2 separate regions of the Mus musculus genome follow, and region 1 is linked to region 2. The links are chromatin loops, found by intact Hi-C in ENCODE. Cell type or tissue: heart. All regions are shown on one strand. Region 1 overlaps Dmbt1 (deleted in malignant brain tumors 1). Region 2 overlaps Plekha1 (pleckstrin homology domain containing, family A (phosphoinositide binding specific) member 1).

Evidence for each region. Hi-C counts contacts between places; a loop is a spot of excess contacts. Peaks named below come from ENCODE experiments on the same cell type or tissue, not always from the same donor. Only the 100,000 strongest peaks of a DNase experiment are listed, where the experiment ranks them.
Region 1: it touches region 2 in a loop (2.4-fold over the local background); 7 of 42 quality-filtered maps call a loop at or near these places.

The regions. Positions count from the first base shown.
Region 1 is chr7:131,035,587-131,039,586 of GRCm38, reverse strand. It overlaps Dmbt1 (deleted in malignant brain tumors 1), which reads right to left. Exons shown (of 48, transcript NM_001347632.2): 3 at 538-570. Among named protein-coding and RNA genes, the nearest start is that of Dmbt1, 5.5 kb to the right of the region's middle. In heart, no CTCF peak of the experiment used is centred here; no DNase peak of the experiment used is centred here; H3K27ac peaks cover 456 bases.
Region 2 is chr7:130,913,130-130,917,129 of GRCm38, reverse strand. Plekha1 (pleckstrin homology domain containing, family A (phosphoinositide binding specific) member 1) reads right to left here. Exons shown (of 13, transcript NM_001346515.1): 13 at 3,636-4,000. Among named protein-coding and RNA genes, the nearest start is that of Mir7061, 6.9 kb to the right of the region's middle. In heart, a CTCF peak has its summit at 1,958 (motif pointing right); no DNase peak of the experiment used is centred here.

The DNA of each region.
Region 1 (4,000 bases), 120 kb before region 2:
TTTTCTTTCCCAAAGCCCAGGCCATCAGCGTCTAAACTGTACTGATGTGCCACCAACACCACTCATTGGAGGAACTCAAAGAGATGGAACCGGATATTTAATGTCCCTTGTTGGTGATTCAGGCATCCAGAGTAGCTTTATAAGGCCTTAGATGAAAGGAAATGACAAGGGCATTGGCTAAGCAGAGTTTTGATTTCCTCTCCAGGCACTGAAGTTATAAATTCTGCTCCCTAGACTGGCCAAGGTGTGGATGAAACATGGGGACCTCGGGGCACTGAGACTGGTCAATGGAATCCCTACAAAAAAGAAGTCCTTGGTGACCCTTGAAGGTGCCTCCTCTGGCTGATCCTCCCCAACCTGCACAACTCAGGGCCATAATCCATGGCATATACGCCGCTATAGGCCTGACCTTACTGGGAAATTTCCCTGGTTGCTAAGGACTCCACATGCTCTTCCTTCTGCCCATCTTCTGATAGGAGGTGAGTCTGGGGGTTCTGGGGACAATAGGCCACAGGGATACAACCTACTACAACTTACCTTCTGTGCTTTGTTCAGCTGTATAGGACACTTCTGCAGAATGAGAAAGAGTTCACTGGGTGTTGGTCCTACCTTGAGGAACCCAGACATAACCTCTCATTATAAACATTTGCCATTGCTGAAACAATCCTGAGAAAGTGGCTCTAACTAACAAAAGAGGTGACTTCCAGGGATTATTCTGGAAGGGCAGATAGAGCCTCTCACAGTGTGGCTGCTGGCAGGACCATGGTCCTGAGAATAAGTGCCATTCTCAGGTGGGCTGTGATCCACTCGGTCACTCTTTGTTTCCTGTGACATGCGCACAGTCCAGGATATAAAAACTGCCTACCAGTGGTTGAACTAGAAATCTTCTTGGCTACATACAATGGACTGCAACCCTGGGTGCCTTCTTTGTAGATTAAAAGCTGCCTTTATTTGAATGGATACCAGCATCATATAATCAATTAGGATTAGGATTAGGGAGAATTTGTCGCCCTCAAGATGGTGTATTTCTGTTTATCATGTAATCTCCAATAGAGAGGACATATGGGCCACTCATTGCTTTGCGTTTGCTTTATACAATTAGGTGGTAAGGACCAGCAGTCGCCTTATCCTCTTCAGGGTCAAGGATAATCTTGGTCCCAGTCATCACTGAGTGATGGTGTCAGTGAGCTCTGATGAGACAGAAGCTAAAAATCTGTCTTCACCACCTCCCAGTTTGGGACTTCTCAGCACTCAATGTCATCATCTATGAACAGAGACTGCGATATAGAGCCTCTGACATTAAATAAGGTATGACTCATAGCAGAAGCACACTCAAGCTGTGTGAGTACATGCATACACACACATGCACACACAGGCAGACATGTGTGCACACACACAATCACAATGTTGCCTAGGCATATAGTGCAACATCTAGAGGTCACAACAACACTACCTGAGCATACAACTCCGGCGTCTTCCCTGTGGCCACAGTCATGGTTGTACCACCCGTCATGTTGACAGCTGGACAGGTAGGACTCCCATCCTGAGCAGTGCACAGCTCCCAAGAGAATGTTCCCTGAGCCCTCTCCAAAATGGGCCCCTCCTGGTGCTGACACAGAATGGCCACAGCCGAGCTGTTGACAGACGACATCTGCATCCTGGGTGTCCCAGCTGTCATCACACACGGTGCCCCAGGAGCCTTGGTACAGGACCTCCACCCGGCCCTGACAGCGGTCACTGCCATTCACCAGCCTCAGAGACAAACCTGCATTGACACAGCGGGAACTGCTCTCTTGGCATGCTGGGCTCTGTGGCTTCTGTGTCCTGTGCCAGCACCACCATGTACCCTCTCCTCCCCTGGCCTGCAGGGCTGTCTTACTTGTCATTCCCCACCCTAGGAGCCAAAAGGTTACTTTCTACATCGTCTTCCTAGTATCCTCTTCCCCATATCCTCTGGAAACATCCTAGACAAGGGTCTCTCAAGGTCACCTCTTTAGTCCTTATTTAGCCCTGACAGTCCCAGTGTAGAACTCCAGACTCACACTGGATATCACTCCATCAGTATCCAGGATATCCATGTCAACCACTCTAAACTCAGTATTTCATTGGGATCTTTGATGCTACCATGCACAGCCACAAGTGTGCTGGAACTTGGACATCACATTTGATGTCTGTTTCTTTCCACCTTCACTCTCAGCTCTCACTAAGGCTCACCCACTAGGCTGTACCTCTTTCCTCTCCAACCTGCCCTGCTCTGTGACCTCTCTGTGACATCTCCACTCAACTTTGCCTCTGTCTAGCTCTTATCTAATGCTGCTTATCACAGACCTGCCCATAGTCTCTGAAGTCATGCCCAGGGCTGTCCCGACGACCCACCCATGACCAGTGGCTGCTCCTTAAGTTTTATTTTGAAAAAACACCTATATATTTTAGTTACTTCCCTGTCCCAAACTGCTTTCTCAAAGTCCAGGAATGATGGCTCACACCTTTAATCCCTGCACTACTGGGACACAATCAGGTAGGTTTATGCAAATCAAGGTCTACATGGTCTGCATGAGGAATTCCAGCCAGGGCTACATGGTGAGACTCTGTCTCTGTCTCTCTGTCTCTGTCTCTGTCTCTCTCTCTGTCTCTCTGTCTCTCTCTCTCTCTCTCTCTCTCTCTCTCTCACACACACACACACACACACACACACACACACACACACACTCACACACCCACAAGGGTGCTTCTGCATCCACTCCATCTTCATCAGGGTCAAGGTTACAATGGAGTCCATCTAACAGCAGTCTTCTCTCCAGCCCTCCAGTCTACTCTCGCACTGTAAGAATGCACATGACTGGTCAGGCAGCATGCTTCTGTGTGGAGTGCTGGCCTTATGTCTCTCACAATTATATCTGTGCTGTGTTGTGAGAGGAAACAGACAGCAGCTATGTGATAGCAGGAAAAAAACAGGTTCTGCATCCTGACAGCAGGAGCCCATTCTGAGTGTACCCTTCGGTGGCTCCTTTGTGGTTGTGAGAACTCTGAGATCTGAGAGTGAGAGGAAGTGGAGACAAGGTAAGAGGATCAGACAGTTACTGTTGTTGGAGATCTTCAGAGGGTGCTATGGGGATTGGCAAAGGAAACCTGAACCTTCCAAGGTGTTCCCAAAGAAGGCCCTGTGTCTGCAGGACGCAAACTTACTACCCTCTGCTGGTCACTCTCTGATTGGTCCCACTAGAGAATTGCCAGCCTTGGTTTGTTCCTTTCTGGGAGTTGGTCAAAAAGCTTTCCCTGGAGTTCCTGCCAAGAAGGTATTTTGATAATAGCACATATTACCTATAATATCTGAGCATTGATTATGTGCAATATTTAATTTTGGAAGAAAGAAACAGTGACTGTTTTTCACTAGCCCTACAGACAGGAGGCTAAAGCCAAGTTCACCCATCACGTGACTGAGGGCAGAGAGAAGAGTGAAGGGGAAGGGTGGGGATTGGTGGGGTATACCCAACAGCTTGATACCCACATCTCTCCTCTCTACTCCACCCCTGACTTCTGTGCCCAACAATTTTGTTGGGTTCTCCCCAAGCAGCAGCAGCAATGCTGGCCATTTGTCCTCGTTATCTCCACTGTCAACATAGCTCCAACTAAGTCAAGTAAAGGACTCTCAATCTGGGAGTTGCCCAGATCAGAATTGCCTGTGGCCCTGTCTGTGTGGATTGGTTTGATGGATAATTGTCAGGGCAAGGGCAGCCCACTGTCCTTGGGCAGGTGAGCCTGTGCTGTATAAGACACTAGCTAAGCATGTGTCAGAAAGCCAGCAAACAGGGCTCCTCCATGGCCTCTGCTTCAGTTCCTGCCTCCAGGTCCTGCCCTGGCTTCACTCAATGATGGATGGTGACCTGTAAGCCAAAGAGACCTTCCCTCCTCCAAGTTGCTTAGAGCCTGTGTGTGATCCCAGCAACAGGAAGCAGATCCAACCCCTATTCCATCAGTAGCCCAAAGCCAGAAACAAGAG
Region 2 (4,000 bases):
ACTACATTCCTAAAGCTATACCCCCAAGATCTATTCCCTTATGTGGCCACTTCTTCCTCCTGAGACCGACTACCAAGGATGAGCTATCAAAGCATTGAAGTCCAGCAATCAAAAGCCTCCTTTGGCTCACCTAATTAACATGCCCAATTAAAATTAAATGCCTCATCCTAACATGGGGTTTCCCCTTGTACCTTTATAAAGCACCATTTTCCTATATGCCACATCTGTCTCCTATCCAGAGGCAGTCCTTTGGTGCCCCACTCCCATCCCTGCACCATGATAAAAATCCTTTTCCCACCTCCCCCACCCCCATCCCTTGTCACCCCTTTACCCTTATCCTCTACCTCCTGTCTTTTGTCTTTTGTCCCCTGCCCTTTGTCCCTCTTTGTGCTGAGAACTTGATCTGGGTGCGTCCTCAGTGACAGCAGTCCCTACAGGAACCAAAATTATGAGCTAGATATACATGATGGTTACTGTGCACAGATGTTCCTGGGACCAAAGGCTCCCATTGGAAATAAATGTGATGGTTAACTTTGATTTGTCAACTAGACAAAATGTTGAGTCATCTGAAAAGGGGTCACAATGAGGGACTGCCTGTAGGCATATCCATATTGGTTGTCTTGACTATGTTAACTGAAGTTGGAAGATCTGTCCACTCTGGGTGGTGCTATTCCCTGGGTAGAGTATACTGGATTGTATAGTGCTAGCATCTGGATGCTATCACATCTGCAATCAAGAGCAGAGAGCTCTTGGTTGCAGATGTGATTTGTCTGTTCTGTTGCTTCAAGTTCCTGCTGTCTTGACTTTCAACAGTGATAGACTGTAACCTGGAAATGTGAGCTCAATACACCTTGTCTCCCTTACACTAATTTGTCAGGGTGTTTTATCATGGTGCAGAAAAACACATTAGGACAGTGAATGAGGGGTGGGAGGATTTAACTGGGGCAAGCTCCTGGGTCATGGAAAGTCCCTTCACATTCTTTCCCTTCCTTACCTCTCCCTCTGAAAAAAACTAGGGCAAGGAGAGATTTGTGTATCATAGCTTGGGAGCCTTGAACCTTGAAGATAATGACTTTATTCTCAATCCCTTTTTGAGCCATCAAAACTACAAATCGCCGGGCGTGGTGGCGCACACCTTTGATCCCAGCACTCAGGAGGCAGAGGCAGGTGGATTTCTGAGTTCAAGGCCAGCCTGGTCTACAAAGTGAGTTCCAGGACAGCCAGGGCTATACAGAGAAACCCTGTCTCGAAAAAAAAAAAAAAAACCAAAACCAAAACAAAAAACTGCAAATCAATTTACTCACTCCTTATCATGTATCCACAAGTTCTTCAGGGGTTTTCTAGAAATCCTCTTTGCCACACTGCTTCTTACTATACCATCATTCTTTGACCATCTCGGCCTCTAGGTGGGTAGTTTTCCACACTAGATTTTATCATGTTTAACTTTCTATAACACTGGGCAAATTCCATTATCTCCTTGGGTCTGTAGCACATGGAAAAATAATCCGATCCCAACCCCAAGAGGTTAAAAGGCAAACGCCCCACTGGTCACATATGTAAAATTATTGCCTATCTACTCTCTAAAGCTAGGTCCCAAGCCTGATCAGCCATCAAGATGGCTCAGTGGGTAAGCACTGCCACTAAGCACTAGCCTAGTTCATGGTTACAATTCTACACTATGTCTTTATGTGGGATTACTGGAAAAACTGAGTGAAGGGCATACAACATGTCCTATAGTCTATCTTTTGATAAGATAGCATCTTGCTACAGACATCCCAGCTTCTCTAGATTATTTCTTATGAATGTGAGGCTACAGTTACCTCTACAAAAGTTATTATTTGGGAAAGGTGATTTAACATTTCTATGAATTTCAAAGCTATCCTATGCTGCTACGTATCTTCTCTCCTTCCTGTGAAGTAGATGTCAGATTACGTTAAATGTAGCAACCAATACCAGAAGGTGGCACTGTTATCACACGAACAGTAAGTTACTCCTTTTAATGTCCGTACAGTGGACCACTGGGATTTCACCAATTAACATTATAAACACTAACCAGGTCAGCAATATTTTTCAGTTCAAGTCATTTAAACATTTTTATGTCTATCATTTTTGTGTGTCTGTGTACATGTACATGGGCATGGACACACACACATGAACACTTGTGGAAGACAGGACTTCAGTAGTAGCTGAGAGCTTATATCTGATCCAAAGGCAACAGGGAGGGGTGGGCATGGTGTGGGCTTCACCCCCAGTGACAGAACTCCTCCAACAAGGCCACACCTCCTAATCTTTCCAGTTCACCAGCAGACTAAGCATACAAATACGGGAGCCTAAGGAGGCATTCTCATTCAAGTTAGAGTTACAGGTGGGTGTTGGGAACTGAACTCAGGTCCTCTGCATAATCTTAACTGCTGAGTTCTCCAGTCCCCCCACCCCCCAAGCAATAGCATATAAGAAGTCATTATATTAGTCATTTCTTACCTGTTACCTTTTCAATATTCTATCACCCTCACTCTTCTGTTGAAACCCTGGCTGTCCTGGAACTCACTCTGTAGACCAGACTGGCCTCATCTCAGAAATCCACCTGCCTCTGCCTCCTGAGCGCTGGGATTAAAGGCATGTGCCACCACGCTGAAACCCTTCTTATATTCTCTTTTACTTTCATGACTTTTTGTGTGACCCGCTGAGTTTAACTATACAAAGGCTGCTTCCATGTGTATTGGTGGGATGACATTTACTGGATCATAGTCAATTTTTCAGTCGGTATACCACTGAAGAAACACACACGCACGCACGCACACACGCATGCACGCACACACGCACACAGCTACTCTCCCATCCATAAGGAACTGCTGACAGGCCCAATTGTGCATTGCATTTCAGAGGTATGGTCAGGAAGATGGGGAAATAAAGCAGGATTTGACAATGAACTAGACACAAGGAACAAAAGGAGACATCTAAAATCACTGCTGGTGTCTTTGGAAATTCTAAAACTTCAGGTGACTAAATTGAATATAATTCAATCGAATTATAAACGTATGCCAATATATTTTCTATTAGTGGCCCGGTCCTCGGCTCAGCGGATAAGTGTTTACTCTGGGCAGGCAGCAGGCACTGGGCTGGGCTCTAGACACACAGGTCACAACAGCCCATTACCATTAGGAAGACTTCAGAAGGCAGGCTCTGGAGCACTTGTTTGGGGGCTGACTGCACATCTCAGCCCCGCCCACTCCTCCCCACAGGTGTAGGCAGCATGGGATCTCCGTCAGCCTGACCGGTAAGCTGGGGCTCCATGCAGCTCGATGACTCCAACATGCTTCACAGGCAACTCCCACATCTAATTTTCAGAATATGTTTTTGTTTAAGTAAAAAGAGCAAGCTTTCTGAACACACATTTTCTTTGTACAATTTCATAGGAAGCTGTCTTAAGAATTCACGGATCTGCTGGGCCTGCTGGTATACACTTTTACAATTCTAGCACCCGGGAAGCAGAGGCAGGAGGATCTCTGTGAGTTCAATGCCAACACAGTTTCCATACTGAGTCTCAGCCAAGACTACAAAGTGATACCATGTCTCAAAAACAACAACAAAAAAAAAAAAAATAGCAACATCAAACCCCAAGAATTCAAGGATCTGAAACTTTTTAAAATTATTTTTATTTTTTGGCTTTTCAAGACAGAGTTTCTCTGTTTTAACCCTGGCTGTCCTGGAAATGAAATCTGTTTACTGAAAGGTAAGTAAATGAACTAACCAAAAATGTTTTTTACCAGTTCTACTGATTTGTTCACATGAACACTGAACCAAATAAAAGGGGACGTGAGTGAAAATGAACTCTGGGCAGTTTATTCTCAAGTCATTACAGTGTTCCACCGACTGGACATACAGAGACAGCAGGGTAACAGTAAACATTAGGAGGCACATTCCTGTTCTGAAAGGAGATACATTATACACACAGGGAAAATACAGCAGATAACACGGTATTAACTAACGTAACTGCTGA